Linked DNA regions of Homo sapiens: region 2 is linked to region 1. Evidence: chromatin loops called from intact Hi-C (ENCODE). Cell type or tissue: ascending aorta. All regions are shown on one strand. Each heading gives the region's core, and the rest is flanking DNA. Links, peaks and the distances in the headings are about the cores only.

What was found. Peaks named below come from ENCODE experiments on the same cell type or tissue, not always from the same donor. Only the 100,000 strongest peaks of a DNase experiment are listed, where the experiment ranks them.
Region 2: it touches region 1 in a loop (2.7-fold over the local background); 7 of 110 quality-filtered maps call a loop at or near these places.

Annotation. Positions count from the first base shown.
Region 1 is chr3:112,332,181-112,334,680 of GRCh38, forward strand. CD200 (CD200 molecule) reads left to right here and starts at 976. Exons shown (of 6, transcript NM_005944.7): 1 at 976-1,044. The coding sequence starts at 1,033. It overlaps LOC105374042 (a long non-coding RNA gene), which reads left to right. Exons shown (of 5, transcript NR_147411.1): 5 at 6-574. RefSeq lists enhancers at 643-1,600, 1,601-2,500. In ascending aorta, for the core only: CTCF peaks have their summits at 982 and 1,186; a DNase peak (open chromatin) is centred at 1,011; H3K4me3 peaks cover 2,500 bases; H3K27ac peaks cover 2,500 bases.
Region 2 is chr3:112,408,220-112,415,067 of GRCh38, forward strand. The region is part of intron 1 of LOC124909408 (a long non-coding RNA gene); the gene reads left to right. Among named protein-coding and RNA genes, the nearest start is that of CD200, 78 kb to the left of the region's middle. RefSeq lists an enhancer at 5,407-5,907. In ascending aorta, for the core only: no CTCF peak of the experiment used is centred there; DNase peaks (open chromatin) are centred at 2,796 and 3,422; H3K27ac peaks cover 2,167 bases.

The DNA.
Region 1 (2,500 bases), core at 1-2,500:
TTAAGAGCCAAGAACTCTGGAACAAGAAGAAGAAGACGAAGGAGGAGGAGGAGGGGGAGGGGGAGGAGGAGAAGGAGAAGGAGGAGAAGGAGAAGGAGAAGGAGACGGAGAAGGAGGAAGAGGAGGAGGAGGGCCGGGCGCAGTGGCTCACGCCTGTAATCCCAGCATTTTGGGAGGCCGAGGCGGGCGGATCACGAGGTCAAGAGACCGAGACCATCCTGGCTAACATGGTGAAACCCCGTCTCTACTAAAAATACAAAAAATTAGCCGGGCATGGTGGCGGGCGTCTGTAGTCCCAGCTACTCGGGAGGCTGAGGCAGGAGAATGGCGGGAACCCGGGAGGCGGAGCTTGTAGTGAGCCAAGATAGCGCCACTGCACTCCAGCCTGGACCACAGAGCGAGACTCCGTCTCAAGAAGAAGAAGAAGGAGAAGAAGGAGAAGGAGAAGGGAAAAAAGAATCCTCATCATTAATGCAAGTGGAAGGAAACTCTTCACCAAAGAATTGATCACATCATGAAAGGTGAAATCATTACGGAATTGCTTAAATATATAATTTGAATCTGGATTTAAAAATAATAAATGTAAGTTTTTTCTTTAAAAAAAAAAAAAAGTCCATTGGTTAAATTCAGCTTGAATCCTTTGCCACTACATCAAGAGCTAACAGGTCAACAACTGATCTCCACAACCTCCCACCTCATTTCCTTTCTCAGTCCAGGTAGCAGGAAAATGGAAAAAAAAAAATGATTTTTTTTTTCCAAACACTTTGTCAGTTTCCCCAGCGGTCACCTTTGAAAAGGGAAAAATGTCTGAAAATAGACAAAGCTGAATATAAACATCATTTAATTCCCCCCACACAGACAGCCTCCGCTCCTGTGAGGGCGTGGGGAAAACGGAGTGGGAGAAGGGGGCTAGCGAGGAGGAAGAGGCGGGAGGTGCGGCAGGGGCACAGGTGACGCTCCTCCCGCCTGCCTAGCAGAGCTCCAGGCGCACATCCGCAGTCAGCCACCTCGCGCGCGCCTCCAGGAGCAAGGATGGAGAGGCTGGTGAGCGGGGCCGGGGCTTGGGAAGGAGGGCGCAGGGCAGGCGATGTTGAGCCGGTGGCCCTGGGGCGGGCGGCGAGTGGAAGGCGCGGAGCTTCGGCTCTTGCCACAATCTGGTCCGGGGACTAGATCAGCGGTGTTGATGGCAGCGCTTTTCTCTAAGCGCTTTCTCTTGCTGAGAAACGGATTTTGCCTTCCAAAGGGTGGTTTACAGGCAGCTGCTGGCGTCCAGATTCTCCATTCCAATTGCCTGAAAAAAAGATGCACCAGGCCGGGGCTCCGGGGGCTCTTGATCCGCGCTGACGAAGCTGGCGCATCCTCCGGGCAGGCTCGGCTCGGCTCACTGGCTCCAGCTCCCAAAACTGGGGAGGCACAGCCTATTTTAAACTGCCCCCAAAAGGGAAAGAGAAATGCTGTATTGGTTCCATATTGGCACCAAAAGCTGCGGCGGAGATACAGATTTCCAGGCTCGCTTTCTCCGGGAGAGCTCCTGCGTCTCCTCTTTGTTATGCAGCCCCTTTCTCCCTCCTAGCCCTTGCCTGGGGGAAGCCATGAAGGATCAGTTAAAGCTGAAGCTACACTTGAGAGAGCTGAAATGCTCTGTGATCATAATGCTTTGAAGGGTTAACCCCGGGTATCTAGAGAAACAGACATTTTGTTTATTCGGAACCAGCTTACAAGACAAAAAACGGAGAAGGTTTTCATATATCCCATTGGTATATGAAATCCAAATACAATGGTATTGGTATAAGAATCCAAATACAGTGAATGCCTCAAGATAATTTTTTCATGTATGGTTTGTTGGCAAGACCACATAGCCAATGATTTCACTGTCTTTCTTAACAAAGGAGAATGGTGGTCTGTGAGCTACGGTCTACTGCAAGCTAGATGCTGTTAATCTTCTTTGTAACTATCCTTCTAAAAATGAATTATTACCTCGTTTTACACATAAACAGGCGGAAAGGCTGATATTTCCAAGTCCTTGTGACTACATGTGGGGTAATGTGGATTTGGACATAGAAACTTGCTGAGGAAGAGGCATGAATAGGGGCAATATAGCTACCAGGTGGGCAGCTGTCTGGTAAGACCCAGGTTTTTGTGAACCCTGGACTGCATGGCAAGGGTTATAAGTGGGCTTCTTTGTTTTCAGGACTGTAGTTCCCCCTATATGATTTGATCGATTAATTTTTTTAGCTACCTAACACGTATTGGCATTTACTATAACCTAGGCTCTATACTAAGTGCTTTAATTGCCTAATTCTCATAATAACTATGTGAGATAAGAGCAACATTTATTTAGTGCTTATTTCTACTGGCAGTATTCTAGGAGCTTTATATACTACTTCATTTAGTCTTTTTAACCATTAGATTGGTACTATTACTTTTCCGGAGTCTCAGAGAGGTAAAATGATTTCTTTTGCTCACAAATCTAGTATTTGTTTTAGCCCCGGTCACCTCC
Region 2 (6,848 bases), core at 2,161-4,660, 78 kb after region 1:
AAATATTCAGATTTTTTAGTTATATAGGCTCATACATTTACTTATTGCTTAATCAGTTCACCATCTTAAACATAACTTCCAACCTGGTTAATACTTGTCCAGCTATTACCAAATGTAAACAAGCATGAACAAATGAGAGACAGAAAATTAATGTTGGTGATATAGATTATAAGTAATGAGGAGTGTTCAGATATCGAGATAAAACATGCTTGTATCAGTCATTTGTTTAGTACTTAAGATAGGTTTTACAACATTTGAGATATGGCAGATATCTCAAAATATGAGGTGTCCATAAAGTGTGCAAACAGATACATATAACAAACTGTTGATATTACATTACAGTTGAGTAAAATAACATTGTTTCACATTATATAGACAACACTATCAGACTTAAATCCCTCTAAAAATCTAGGTGGGAATTCTAAGACTAATTACTTTGCAACGATATTGAAAAATACTTGGGTATGTACTAGGCAGGAAAATACCTACTGCATACAAAGTATTGTTTTGGTGATTTAAAAGATAGACAAAGGAAATAAAGAGAGAAAGAGAGAGGGAGAGAACGAGAGAGAGAAGGAGGGAAGGAAGAAAGGAAGAAGAAATATTTTGTATTTACTCTGTGCCAGAGTTCTGAGAACATGGAGTCAAAAAAAAAAAAAGAAAACAAAAAAACAAAAAAAAATACAACTCACTGTTCCTACCCTCAAGGAACTCAGTGAGGTATAAAAGATGAACATATAAACAACAAAATTATATATAATATATAGGTTAGGTTAGTGAAATGCAGGTATATGAGCCAGATATTATAAGAACAGAGAAGCACATCAAGTCGGTTTTTGAGGGAGAAAGCTTACCAGCACAGACTGACAGATGCACAGCTGCAAGGACACCAGACAGGGGAGATAGTTTCCAAACAAGTGGAAAATAGGGCAGACATCTCTTGAGGGAGGAAGACAACAAGAGACTTCAGAAGGGGTGGATCCAACAAAATCCAGTTTCCTCTCAAACTTACTTACCACGTCAGACATTCCTCCTTTGGAGAGACTACTTGAGGAGTGACAAAGGCCATAAAACGTTGGGCACAGGTAATGTTTTTTGTTCTCTTTATGGTTCTGGCTTAATGATTAAGCCTAAGGGCAACCAGAGGTGCGGAATCTCTCTTGGGAAGGATCAGATAATAAATTTATATATTTTATATATAATATATAAATATTTATTTTATGAGGACATAACATATTTTATGAGGGCAATCTTATTTCTACCTTCATGAAATTGCTTCCTCCAAATTCTAACCACACTTCAAAGTGAGGGAAAATAAATAGGTAGATAAGTTAAATATTAGTGATGTCTTTACGACCATACTCAATACAAGGCAATATCTGCCAATCCAACCATTTATCAATACAAAACAAATATTTTATCTCATTTGCCCAAATCTGTCTGCCTCTCAATTGAATCCAGACTTGAGAGCTGAGAAAATGAGTATTTAATATCATCTTAAAATCCCAATAGGAACATTTCAAATGGGGAGTGACATATGGTAGGTTACATTTTTCAAAGATTGTTCTGGCTAGTGAAGAATGTATATTAAGTGGTCAAAAGGAGAGTAAGGAGGGTTGGAAAACTGCTTCCACAGCAGGATGAAAGTATAGTGGCTTGGGCAAGGGGGATAGTAAAGGAGATGGCGAGGACTGGGTAAAAAGGATACATTCTTGAAGACAGTACTAGCTGATGCATTTAAAGTGCAGAAAGAGTAAGAGAGAAGTCATGGATAATTCCTAGGTTTTTGACATAACTAAATGGATGAGTGTTATTTACTTAAACAGAAAACACAGCAGAAGTGGGCTTGAAAAAGGAAGGAAATTAAGAACTTTGTGTTAAATACGACAAGTTTGAGATTTACGTAAGTCAGACATCTTGGTGAAGATAATCGGGTACAAAGCTGGTTCTGTTCGTCTAAACACAGATTTAGATGTGCACTAGAGATATATGGGGTTTGGTAACAGGTTTCAGGCATCCACAAGGAGTCTTTGAACGCATCCCTCACCAATAAGGCATAACTGCTGTATAAGCTGGGGAGTCACTGGCATATGAAGAGTATACCTTTAGAAGGACAACTCATAAGCTATAAATCTAAGTCTCAGAATGTAGGAATAATGTGCACATTCAACACTTAAAGTCATTTCATGTGGAACAACACAAATGAAAAGATTTTCAGACGTTGTTTCTTTAAGAGAAGTTAGAATTTTTATCTCTCTAAACCTGTGATTCAGAGTATTTTTTGACAATATAATGACACTAGGAGGGGTTTTGAGCATTGCAATTGAGGATGAGATTAAAGGCAAGCATAGGTTGATATTTTAGACAGAAGGAAACACACACAGCTATATATGGTACATAATTGGCACTGTCTTACACATTCAATCATATTCACCTCTGCCTAGTCCAGACAGTACAAATGTCCTCAACCACCTAGCTGAGATAGCTTAGCTTCACAGAGAACAAACATCACTAAACCTACATGTGGTTGTCACATGAATTGTGCTATTGTATTCTTGTTTCTTTTTTTTGATGGATTCTCACTCTGTCCCCCAGGCTGGAGTGCAGTGGTGTGATCTCAGCTCACTGCAAGCTTGGCCTCCTGGGTTCACGTCATTCTCCTGCCTCAGCCTCCCGAGTAGCTGGGACTACAGGCGCCCGCCACCGCGCCCGGCTAATTTTTTAGTAGAGACAGGGTTTCACCATGTTAGCCAGGATGGTCTCGATCTCCTGACCTCGTGATCCACCCGCCTCGGCTTCCCAAAGTGCTGGGATTACAGGGGTGAGCCACCGCGCCTGGCCAATTGTATTCTTGTTTCTAATTTAGGATTTAAGTGTCTGTAACAAATGCTGAAGGGTGATTTTGATTTTAGGAATGAACAGCTAAAAATAACTAGCTGAAATTCATGTTGTCTAAAGGGCCTCTAATCTCATGAACCTGTGGGTAAAAACATGGTAACATTAACCTTGATAATCTAAATTTTGCCAATTGTTCATCTCCCCATGCCTGACTTGGAACTTGGTCAGACCCTGCCTCCCTGACCCCCAGTCAAGATTTCTTCTAATTTCTTGAAGCATATCTAGAAGGTTTCCCAGGTATTCTTTGAGGTTGATATATCTCATGCCTGAGATCCACCTGTAATAAATACCTCCACATGACCATGTTTGCCAATACTGACTATGAGAAGAGCGCCTTCCTATCTAAAGTGCTGCTGTGTCCTGCTGCTCCCAAAGCTGCAAAGTTTTGGGGTATTAAACTAATCCCCACATGCTTCAGTCTCTTTGCAATGCCTAAGCCAGGCAGCAGTGCCCACAGAATCAGTGCTGTATTTCAAATACTTCAACTCACTGGAACTTCCAAGCATATGATGACCTCATGCCTCGGGATCTAATTCTAGAGCCTTCTGAAGCTATTCCTGGGGCACAGTGACATTTCCTCTGTTACTGCCATTCTCACAAAGGAATGCAGAGCAAGACGTTTATGTCCCCAAAGCAGGAGGACATGCCATGGTAGACACATTCAAGCATAGGCACAATCACATTTTTCTCTTCTTCTCCTATCCTCTCTTCTTTCCCTCGATTCTGAGGATGGCCCTTCTCCTTTCGACAGCTCACTCCTAGTCCCCATGTGTCTCTGTTCCCCTTATTCCTTTTCCTGGGTTTTATAGCAGTCTCTCTACTGGCTTCTTTTCCTCAGGCTCCAGACATGTCTAAGTCACCTTATAAAACAATTACTGTTTAACAATTATAGTTAAGCATATTTAATTTTATATAAAATAATATCAGATAAAATTTAATAGAGCAATTATTTAAAAAACTAAACACTACATAAAATAAATTTAATTGTAAAAACATAATATTGAAATATTTGATTATCAAAAAAGGGTTGGTCACATGTCAATGGATCACATGTCAATGATCAATTTTAAAATGGTCAATTTTAAAAATTTTACAGAATTATTTTTAAAATAGCCTTCATCTTTTAGAACAGTTTTAGATTTACAGATAAATTGAGAAGACTGTACAGTGTTCTTATATATCCTGCATCCAGTTTCTCCTTTTATTTACATATTATTATGGTACATGATATATGGGTGTTATGAACATTTTAACAATATTAATTCCTCCATCGAAGTATGTCTTTTCTAGAGAAATGTTTCTCTATTCAAGTCCTTTGCCCATTTTTTTACACAGATTATTTGGTTTGTGCTATTGAGTTTTAGAAACTGCTTATATATTTTTTTAAAGTAGCCCCGTATCACATACATAACTTGCAAATATTTTCTCTCATTCTATAGGTTACTTTTCACTCTGTTGATTGTTTCATTTGTCATGCAGCTTTTTCATTTTATGTAGTTCTGTTTGTCTATTTCTGCTGTGTTGCCTGTGCTTTTGATGTCATATCTAAGAAACAATTGCCGAGGTCAACATCTAGAAGCTTTTGCTCTCTGTTTTCTTCTAGCAGTTCTGTGGTTTCAGATCTCATAGTCAGAACTTTGATTCGTTTTGAGTTGATTTTTGTGTATGATGAAAGATAAGGGTCCAACTTCATTTTTTTCAGATGTGGATGTAGTTTTACCAACACCATTTATTAAAGAAACGAGCCTTTCCCAATTTTGTATTCTTGGCACTCATATCGAAAAATGCCCTTGGAATTTTGATAGAGATGGCATTGACTCTGTAGATAACTTTGGGTGTTATAAACATTTTAACAATATTAATCCTTCCATACCACGAACATAGATGTCTTTCAATTTATGTGTTTCCTCTTTCATTTCCTTTGTCAACATATTATAATTTTCAGTGGACGTGTCTTTCACCATTTTGGTTAAGTTTATTCCTGTGTATTTTATTTTTTCTGTTGCTAATTGTAAATGAGATTGTGTTCTTTCCTTTTTTCATTGTTTGTTGTTTGTAAATAGAAATGCTGCTAATTTTTGTATGTTGATTTTGTATCCTGCAACTGTACTGTACACTTGAGGAAGTGATTACTTCTTTAGACTTTGTAGATTGGTTTTGTCAGGGTCAGACCTTTTCCACATAGTTCAGCGTGGAGTTTTGGCTAAGCCAGCTGGTAGCATATAGGATCAGGCATGCTGTGCCACCAGGGTCCCTGGTCAAGCAGGACCCACTGCCAGTGCTCTGTGGCTGAGTGGTGCCCACTGATTGTGCTCTGCTACCTGGCAGAATCAGCTGGCTGGGCACCATGGTCAGTTGGGGCTAGTTGGGGGAATGTCCGAAGTTGAGTATGGCTATCTAGGGGGATTTCTACAGTCAGACAAGGTCAGTGGCTGGGCTCCAAAGTCAGGTGGGACCAGTTGGAAGAGCCCTGTAGTTAGACAGGGACACTGGTGGAACTCTACAGTAAGAAGGGACATCTGGCTGGGCTCTGTGGTCTGACAGGGCTGCTCTCTGGGCTCTGCATTCAGGTGAGCAGGGCTTCTAGCTAGGCTCTGCATTCAGTTGGGGCTGCTGGTCATGCTCCCTGATTGAGCAGGGTGCTGGAAGTGCCCCCTGATCCGGCAGGGCTGCTGGCTGGGCTCCCTGGTATGAGAGGGCTACTGTCTGGACTCTCTGGTCAGGTAGAGCCACTGAGTGTGCTCCATCATTGGGTAGGGCCAGTTGGAGGACCTTCACACTTAGGCAGGGCTGGATGAGTGGACTCTGGTTGGGCGAGGCTGCCTGTTTGGGTAAGGCAACTGGTGGAAATATGGAGACTCCACAAAGATCTGCATACTGCTGCTGAAATTCCCACAACTCTTTTTCTTTGTTCATAACTCTCTCCTGTCAGTCTATCCAGGCCAATCCCCCGAGTATTCCATGTGAAGTGAAACTGATTTGGGGCTCTTCTGTATGTCTCTGATATGCTGGGGAAATTGAACAGCCACCTCAGTCTCCTTCTCTCCCACTGGAGAAGTTATAGGCCAAGGGGATCTTTCTTGGCATGGCTCTGTGCTGGCTTGCTGGAGGGGCAACACGGGCCAAAGTGAAATCATTCCTCTTACCTCTTTTAATATAGCTTTTCTGTTTCTATGCTCTACTGGGTGCTGCAATTTTATCCCAGTGATCTAGACTTCTTACAAAGGCATTCTTGTCTATGAATAGTTACTAACTCTGTAAGAAGACTAGAGAATTTCTGTGAAGGGTCTTGGACTGGGGCCCTCTCATTCTGCCATTTTGCTGAAACCCATGTATGTAGTGATTTTTTGTCAAAAAAAAGCAACTATCAAAAACTCTTTTTGGGGAAATAAGACATTTATAAGCTATTTTAATATTTTCCTCTGGTTAATTCACCTTCTTGCTAGAGAAGTTTGAGAAGATCTTTTTGAAAGCTTTTATTTTTTTCAGTAATTACATTGAGAGCAAGCCATAGTGTGTGTGTGTTTTTCAAAGAAAATGTTTTTAGTTCCTTTATTTTCTAGAAACTGATTAACATCTGAATTAATTTCAACTTTGTCATGTTCATATTTCTCTTGTTTAGAAAGTTTTTAAACCAGAGTAAGAATTTTTATGTTTATGATACCATTTGTATGGTCAATTGACTTTTGTTGTGTTTGTTTAGAGGAATTTTGGAAGTATAGAAGAATGTTTTATAATAAATCAAATGTCTTATTAAACATTTTGGTGTAGTATATTAAGACATCTAAAGATGTTAATGGTTTTTTTTAATCTTAATGTTATTATATCAAAAGAATATCAATGTCTTGTTGGTACCTAGAAACACCATGGTCTACCAGAATATTGAAAAATAGTATTGTGATCTCAGTTTCTTATCCAGAATTCTTCAATTAGATAAGTCATACAGAATC